Linked DNA regions of Homo sapiens: region 2 is linked to region 1. The links are chromatin loops, found by intact Hi-C in ENCODE. Cell type or tissue: psoas muscle. All regions are shown on one strand.

Region 1 (4,000 bases):
GAGTGAGACGCTGTCTCAAAAAAATAAATAAAATATTACACTTTGAGCAAACAATACCAAAGCAAAACAACAAAAAATTAAAGCAATAGATAATGCAAAATTCAGTTATCAAATAGTCAAATGAGGGAATAAGTACTTGCTTTGTTAAAAGGATCTGCAATAGAACTTTCCATAGCAAACTTCCCATATATTAATATGTGATTGTTTACATTTTTCAGAGGTTCAAAATTATACAGAGCTGGCCACGTGCAGTGGCTCACACCTGTCAATCCCAGTACTTCGAAAGGCCAAGGCGGGCAGATCACTTGAGGTCAGGAATTCGAGGCCAGCCTGGCCAACATGGTGAAACTCTGTCTCTACTAAAAATACAAAAATTAGCTGGACATGGTGGGGTGCATCTGTAATCCCAGCTACTCGGGGGCTGAGACACGAGAGTCACTTGAACTCGATTCAAGCGATTACAGAGGTGGAGGTTGCAGTGAGCCCAAGATCATGCCACTGCACTCCAGCCTGGGCAGGAGAGTGAGAATCCACCTTAAAAAAAAAAAAAAAAAAAAAAAAAACGAATTATACAGAACTTTTTAAGTTGACTTCCACTAACCCCTCACATCTTTAAAAGCACTGATTTAAAAAAAAACGTTAAGGCCTTCAGTTTGGCTTACCAGAGAGTTTAAAGTGGAATTTGGCTCTTTGCCCTTTGGTAATGCCACGAACTAAGAGGCAAAGAAATGGCCCAAGTAGCTTGCTTGTGGCTTTTCTCCCAGAAAAATGAGTGCTAAGAAGTTCTTAAAACACTTCCATAGTACAAATCACAAATCAGAGTGATGCCCTTTACCCAGGAAAGAAAACATTAATGTGGTTGGTCTTGTTTTTGTTTTTTGTGATTGAGTCTCACTCTGTTGCCCAGGCTGGTGTGCAGTGGCACAATCTTGGCTCACTGCAACCTCTCCCTCCTGGGTTCAAGCAATTCTCCTGCCTCAGTCTCCTGAGTAGGTGGGACTACAGGTGTGTACCACCGCACCCAGCTAATTTTTTGTATTTTTAGTAAAGATGGGGTTTCACCATGTTGGTCAGGCTGGTCTCAAACTCCTGACCTCAAATGATCTCCCCTCCTCAGCCTCCCAAAGTGCTGGGCTTACAGGCATGAACCACCGTGCCTGGCCGAATTAATGTGTTTTTAAACCAAAATCCTGACATTTATTTGAAACAAACTAGGCAATCCTTCACAGTGCTTCTAAAAGCCCAGACCAAGCCCTCCTTTTAGAAGAGCAAGTCTCATGAGCAGCGTGAGGTCAGAGATGATCAGGTCCATGCACATTTGTGTCTTTCCACAATGTCTGACTTTCTTGAAGTAATCTCAATCACAAAAGCCACGAGCTGCACGGAGTTCCTAAGGAGGCAGTTTGCCTCAGTGCTTCCCATTTGCTCGATAGTCAGAGCTGCAGTCACACAGGCTCAAGCCACTCCACAAGTCAGTCAATGTGGCAGATCATACATAATAGTATACTTAAAATATAAATGTTATAGATTAAACATGCCACAACAAAGTAATATTGAACATCAAAAGAAGAAGGATAGGAAGAAAGGGTTAATGAATCAATTCAGGGAGAGCGACTAAGGCAAAAAGAATCTCCTGGTCTGCGCCAGGCAGTCCGAGAGCCTTCAGTGGCAGATGCCAGGTGATTATCATGATTAACAGCAAGATGGTGTAGTTAAGACGGCCATTTCAAGCTGCGCAAGTCCTGTTCTTTTTATAGCCACAGTCCTCTAGTGAGGACTGAGAGTGGAAAAGTGTGCTTGTTGATGTCCTCATCTGGTTGGATGCAGTCTTTATTTATTAAGCAAACATCTTGTCCCTGTTCGCAAAGTGCCCTATGAAATATAAGATGGAGTCTCTAAGATGGAGTTACTTATGTCAAGGGGCTTGACACAGCAAAAGAACAGATTTTTATATATTAAGAGTCTAATATTTACATTTTTAGATAGTGGTGTGGCAGAGTGTAGGTGAAAAACACCTTTTTTTTTTTTTGAGACGGAGTCTCGCTCTGTCACCCAGGCTGGAGTGCAGTGGCGCAATCGGCTCACTGCAACCTCCGCCTCCCAGGTTCAAGCAATTTTCCTGCCTCAGCCTCCTGACTGGCTGGGATTACTGGCGCCTGCCACCACGCCCAGCTAATTTTTTTTTGTATTTTTATTAGAGATGGGGTTTCACCATAGTGGCCAGGCTGCTCTTGAACTCTTGACCTCGTGATCCGCCCGCCTCAGCCTTCCAAAGTGCTGGCATTACAGGTGGCAGCCACCGCACCCAGCCAGAAAAACACCTTTTAAGATGAGAATGCAAGAAATGAAAATGTTATGTCCACACAAAAATATGTACAGAAATGTTCATACCAGCACTATTCATAATAGCCAAAAAGTAGAAACAATCCAAATGTCCATCAAATGATAAACGGATAAATAAAACATAGTAAATCCATAAAATGGAATATTATTTGGCAATTAAAAAAATGAAGCACTCATAGATGCTACAATATGTAAGAATCTTGAAAATATTATGCTAAGTGAAAGAAGCCAGTCACAAAAGACCACATACTATATTATTCCATTTAAATGAAACATGCAGAGTAGGCAAATCTTAGATTCATGATGGCCTAGGGCTGGGGACTAGGTTAAGAAAGAAATGGAGAGTGGCTGCTGATAGGTACAGGTTTCCCTTTGGGGTGATGAAAATGCTCCAAAATTGATTGTGGTGATGGTTGCGCAATTCTGTGAATATACAAAAAAAATTTACTCGTACACTTTAAATGGGTGGTTTTTACGGTATGTGAATTATATCTCAATAAAGCTCTTATTTTAAAAAAGAGAGAGAAGAAAAAAGGAAGAAGGAAGAAAAAAAAAGGAGGAGGATGAGGGCAAGGACAAGAAGAAGAGAGAGGAGGAGGAGGAAGAAAAATGAGGAGGAGGAGAAAGGGACGAGGAGGAAAGCTGGGCATGGTGATGTGTGCCTGTAGTCCCAGTTACTCAGGAGGCAGAGGCCACCCTGGGCAACATAATGATATGCCGTCTCTAAAATAAATAAACAATGAAGAAGGCAGTGTGAACGACCAACTGTGTCAAACACCGCTGAGAGGTCATGTAAGACAAGGACTAAGAATGGACCATTGGATTTTTTTGTGGGGTAAAATATACACAAAACTTACCATTTAGCCATTTTTAGGTGTACAGTTCAGTAGCATTAAATACATTCACACTGTTGTGCAACCATCACCACCAACCATCTCCAGAAGTTCTCACCTTTCCCAATAAAAAGTGCAGTGGCGCAATCTTGGCTCACTGCAACCTCCACCTCCTGGGTTCAAGCGATTCTCCCACCTCAGCCTCACGAGTAGCTGGGATTACACGCACATGCCACCACACCCAGCTAATTTTTGTATTTTTAGTAGAAATGGGGTTTCACCACGTTGGCCAGGCTGATCTCAAACTCCTGACCTCAGGTGTTCCACCCGCCTTGGCCTCCCAAAGTGCTGGGTTTACAGGCGTGAGCCACTGCACCCAGCCCGATATATCTATTTTCTATGTCTACAAATATAACAGTCTCAAAGCATACTCAAATACGGGGGGAATTAGGCAGGAGGGTTTGACAGAGGAGTAAAGAAATTTGAGCTAAAAGACCAAGAATGAGTTTGTATCTGTCTGCTAGTGGTCTGTTTCCTGAAGCCCGTAACTCAGGAACTCCTGAAAGTATAAACTGGTTTGGTTTTTTGTTTTTAGTTGTTATTGTTGTTGTTTTCAGACAAGGTCTCACTCTGTTGCCCAGACTGGAGTGCAGTGGTGCAATCACGACTCACTGCAGCCTCAACCTCCTGGGCTCAAGAGATCCTCCCGCCTCAGCCTCCCTAGTAACTGGGACTACAGGCATGCGTTACCATACTCGGCTAATTTTTGTATTTTTTGTACAGACAGGGCTTCGCCATGTTGCCCCGGCTGGTCTCAAACTCCT
Region 2 (4,000 bases), 97 kb after region 1:
AGCTCTGGAGTACAATTAAGAAGATGCAGCAATCTAAAAGAACTGAGAACACCCACATAGAATACGGTAGGAAGCGTTTTGCCTGCATTCACCTCATTCCCCAGACAAGCAGAGCCCAGTGAAGAAGAATTTCTTCTGCTGTGAGTCCCCCAGTTGGGAAAAAAAGAGAGCAAAAGGACTTGGCAGGCTTCACCATCGAGGACCCCAGCAGTCATTGTGCTAAGGCCCTGCAGTCTTTGCCAAGAGTAACCCCAGCTGCCAGAGTCACCCAGAGCCCATCAAGCTACTTCCTCATGCCAGCCACAGATAAAGGTCTTTCCCTACCAAAGACAGTCTGTAAAGTTTGAAAGAGGTGACTGTTTCTTCAAATGCACAGACACCAATAGGGTCATATCTTAAAGATATTGTGGTTTGGGTTTCAGACCACTGCAATAAAGTAAATATGCAGTAAAGTGAGTCACACAAATTTGTTGGCTTCCCAGTGCATATAAAATATGTTGATATTATACTGTAGTCTATAAAGTGTGCAACAGCATTATTTCCAAAAAACAATGTACATATCCTAATTTAAAAATACCTCATTGCTAAAAAAAAGGCTAATGATCATCTCCTTGATCCACGGGCTGCAAAATAGATGTTGTGTTAGCAGGCAAAAATCAACTTTAAGGCTGGGCATAGTGGCTCATGCCTGTAATCCCAGAAGTTTGGGAGGCCAACGTGGGTGGATCACCTGAGGTCGGGAGTTCGAGACCAGCCTGATCAACATGGAGAAACCCCATCTCTAGTAAAAATATGAAATGAGTGAGGCATGGTGGTGCATGACTGTAATCCCAGCTATTCAGGATGCTGAGGCAGGAGAATCACTTGAACCCAGGAGGCAGAGGTTGCAGTGAGCCGAGATTGCACCATTGCACTCCAGCCTGGGCAACAAGAGCAAAACTCCATCTAAAAAAAAAAAAAAAAAACCAATTTTAGTTTTCTTATCTATCTCCATCAGAGAGAGATCTTGGGTGACTAAGCACATTGTCAATGAGCAGTAATATTTTGAAAGAAATATTTTATTGTGATAAGTAGGTCTCAACAGTAGGATTAAAATATTCAGTAAACCATGCTGTAAACAGATGTACTATCATCCAGTTTTGTTGTTCCATTTTTAGAGCACAGGCAGTGTAGAGTTAGCATAACTCTTAAGGGTCCTGGAATTTTCAGAATGGTAAATGAACACTGGCTTCACCTTAAAGTCATAAGCTGCATTAGCCCCTAATGAGAGAGTCAGCCTGTTCTTTGAAGCTTTGAAGCCAGGCATTGACATCTCTCTAGCTATGAAAGTCCTAGATTACATCATCTGATAGAAGACTGTTTCATTTACACTGAAAATATGTTGTTTACTGTAGCTACCTTCATCAGTGATCTTAACTAGATATTCTGGATAACTTGCTACAGCTTCTAAATCATCTTTTACTGCTTCACCTTGCACATTTATGTTATAAAGATGACCTATTTCCTTAAACCTCATGAGCCATCTTCTGCTAGCTTCCGACTTTTCTTCTGCAGCTTCCTCACCTCTCGCTGCCTTCACAGAATTGAGGAGTGTTAAGTCATGGCTCTAGGTTATGGCTTGGCCTAAGGGAATATTGTGCCTGGTTTGATCTTCCATCCAGACCACTAAAACTTTCTTCATATCAGCAGAAAGTTTGTTTCACTTTTTTTAAAATATCATTTGTGTGTTCACTGGAGTATTACTTTTAATTTCCCTCAAGAACTTTTCTGGACAAGGCATGGTGACTCATGCCTGTAATCCCAGCACTTTGGGAGGCCAAGGCAGGCAGATCACCTGAGGTCAGGAGTTTGAGACCAGCCTGACCAACATGGTGAACACCATTTCTACTAAAAATACAAAATTAGCTGGGCATGGTGGTACATGTCTGTAACCCCAGCTACTCAGGAGGATGAGGCAGGAGAATTGCCTGACCACAGGAGGCAGAGGTTGCAGTGAGCCAAGATTGTGCCACTGCACTCCAGCCTGGGTGACAGAGCAAGACTCCATCTTAAAAAAAAAAAAAAAAAAAAAAAGCTTTTCCTTTGCATTCACAGCTTGGCTGTTTGGCACCACAGGCCTAGCTTTTGGCCTGTCTTGACTTTTAACATGCTTTCCTCACTAGGCTTAATCACTACTAGGTTTTGATTTAAATTAAGAGACATGCAACTTTTCTTTCACTTGAACATGTAGAGTCCATTGTAAGGTTATTAACTGACCTAATTTCTATACTGCTGTGTCTCAGGGAATAGGAAGAGAGATGTCTCAAGGGAAGAAAGAGAGATGAGCGAGTGGCTGGTTGGTAGAGTGATTGGAACATACACAACATTGCCGTGGCTCATGCCTGTAACCTTCCACTTTGGGAGTCTGAGGAGGGCAGATCATCTGAGGTCAGAAGTTCAAGACAAGCCTGGCCAACATGGCAAACCCCCGTCTCTACTAAAATACAAAAATTAGTGGGGCATGGTGGTGCACACCTGTAGTCCCAGCTACTCAGGAGGCTGAGGCAGGAGAATCACATGCTGAGGATTTCTCAGCAGAAACCTTGCAGGCCAGGAAAGAGTGAGATGTTATATTTAAAGTACTGAGAAAGAAAAAAAATTGTCAACCAAGAATATTATACCTAGCAAAACTATCCTTAAAAAAGAAAGAAAGATAAACTTTTTTTCAGACAAACAAAAATTGAGACAGTTTGTCACCACTAGATCTGTCTTGTAAGAAATGCTTAAGGGAGTTATTTAAATTGAAATGAAAACATGATAAACAGCAACATGAGAGCATATGAAAGCACATATCTCACTGTCTATATATTCAGTAAACCATGCTCTAAACAGATATACTGTCATCCAGGATTTATTGTTCCATTTATAGAGCACAGGCAGAGAGTGGATTTAGCATAACTCTTAAGGGCCCTAGGATTTTCAGAATGGTAAATGAGCATTGGCTTCCCTTTAAAGTCATGAGCTGCATTAGCCCCTAACAAGAGAGTCAGCCTGTTGTTTGAAGCCAGGCATTGACTTCAGGTAAATATATAGACAAATACAGAATAATGTATCAATGTAATGGCATTGCATAAATTACTTTTAACCCTAATATCAAAGTTAAAAGACAAAAAATATTTAGAATAAATATAACCGGGGCAGGTATGGCAGCTCATGCTTAAAATCCCAGCATTTTGGGAGGCTGAGGTGGGTAGATCAGTTGAGGCCAGGAGTTCAAGACAAGCCTGGCCAACTTGGTGAAACCCCATCTCTACTATAACTACAAAAATTATCTGGGTATGGTGGCACACGTCTGTAATCCCAGCTACTCAAGTGGCTGGGGCACAAGAATCACTTGAACCTGGGAGGCAAAGGTTGCAGTGAGCCACGATCATGTCACTGCACTCCAGCCTGGGTGACAGAACAAGATTCTGTATCAAAAAAAAAAAAAGGCACAACTATAACCACAAATACCTGTTAATGGATACACAATATAAAAAGAAATAAACTCTGGCTACAAGAACAAAAATATGTATGTATGTGGCAGGGGCAAAAGTGTATAGTTTTTGTATGTAATTAAAGTTAAATTGTTACAAACATAAAATATGCAGATATAGCTACAAGATATTCGATTCCAGCTTTGAGGTAAACACAAAGAAAAAAAATAATAGGTGCACAAAAGATAAAAAGAAAAGAATCCAAGTAAATCACTGCCAAAACAAAGAAAAAATCACCAAATAACAAAAGAAGATAGAAAGTAAGGAAGAGAACAAAATAACTGCAAAACAAGCAAACAGAAACAACAAGATGGCAATAGTAAGTCCTCACTTACCAATTTACTTTAAATGTAAAAGGACTGCAAGAGACTCACTTTAGATTTAAGGACACACATGGGCTGAAAGTGAAGGAATGAAAAAATATATTCCATGCAAATGGTAACCAAAAGAGAAGAGGGTTGGTTATACTTATATCAGACAAAATA

The links. Hi-C counts contacts between places; a loop is a spot of excess contacts. Peaks named below come from ENCODE experiments on the same cell type or tissue, not always from the same donor. Only the 100,000 strongest peaks of a DNase experiment are listed, where the experiment ranks them.
Region 2: it touches region 1 in a loop (3-fold over the local background); 25 of 110 quality-filtered maps call a loop at or near these places.

The regions. Positions count from the first base shown.
Region 1 is chr11:34,472,561-34,476,560 of GRCh38, reverse strand. No RefSeq gene overlaps it. Among named protein-coding and RNA genes, the nearest start is that of CAT, 36 kb to the right of the region's middle. In psoas muscle, no CTCF peak of the experiment used is centred here; a DNase peak (open chromatin) is centred at 1,660; H3K4me3 peaks cover 408 bases; H3K27ac peaks cover 1,339 bases.
Region 2 is chr11:34,375,610-34,379,609 of GRCh38, reverse strand. No RefSeq gene overlaps it. Among named protein-coding and RNA genes, the nearest start is that of ABTB2, 20 kb to the right of the region's middle. In psoas muscle, no CTCF peak of the experiment used is centred here; no DNase peak of the experiment used is centred here.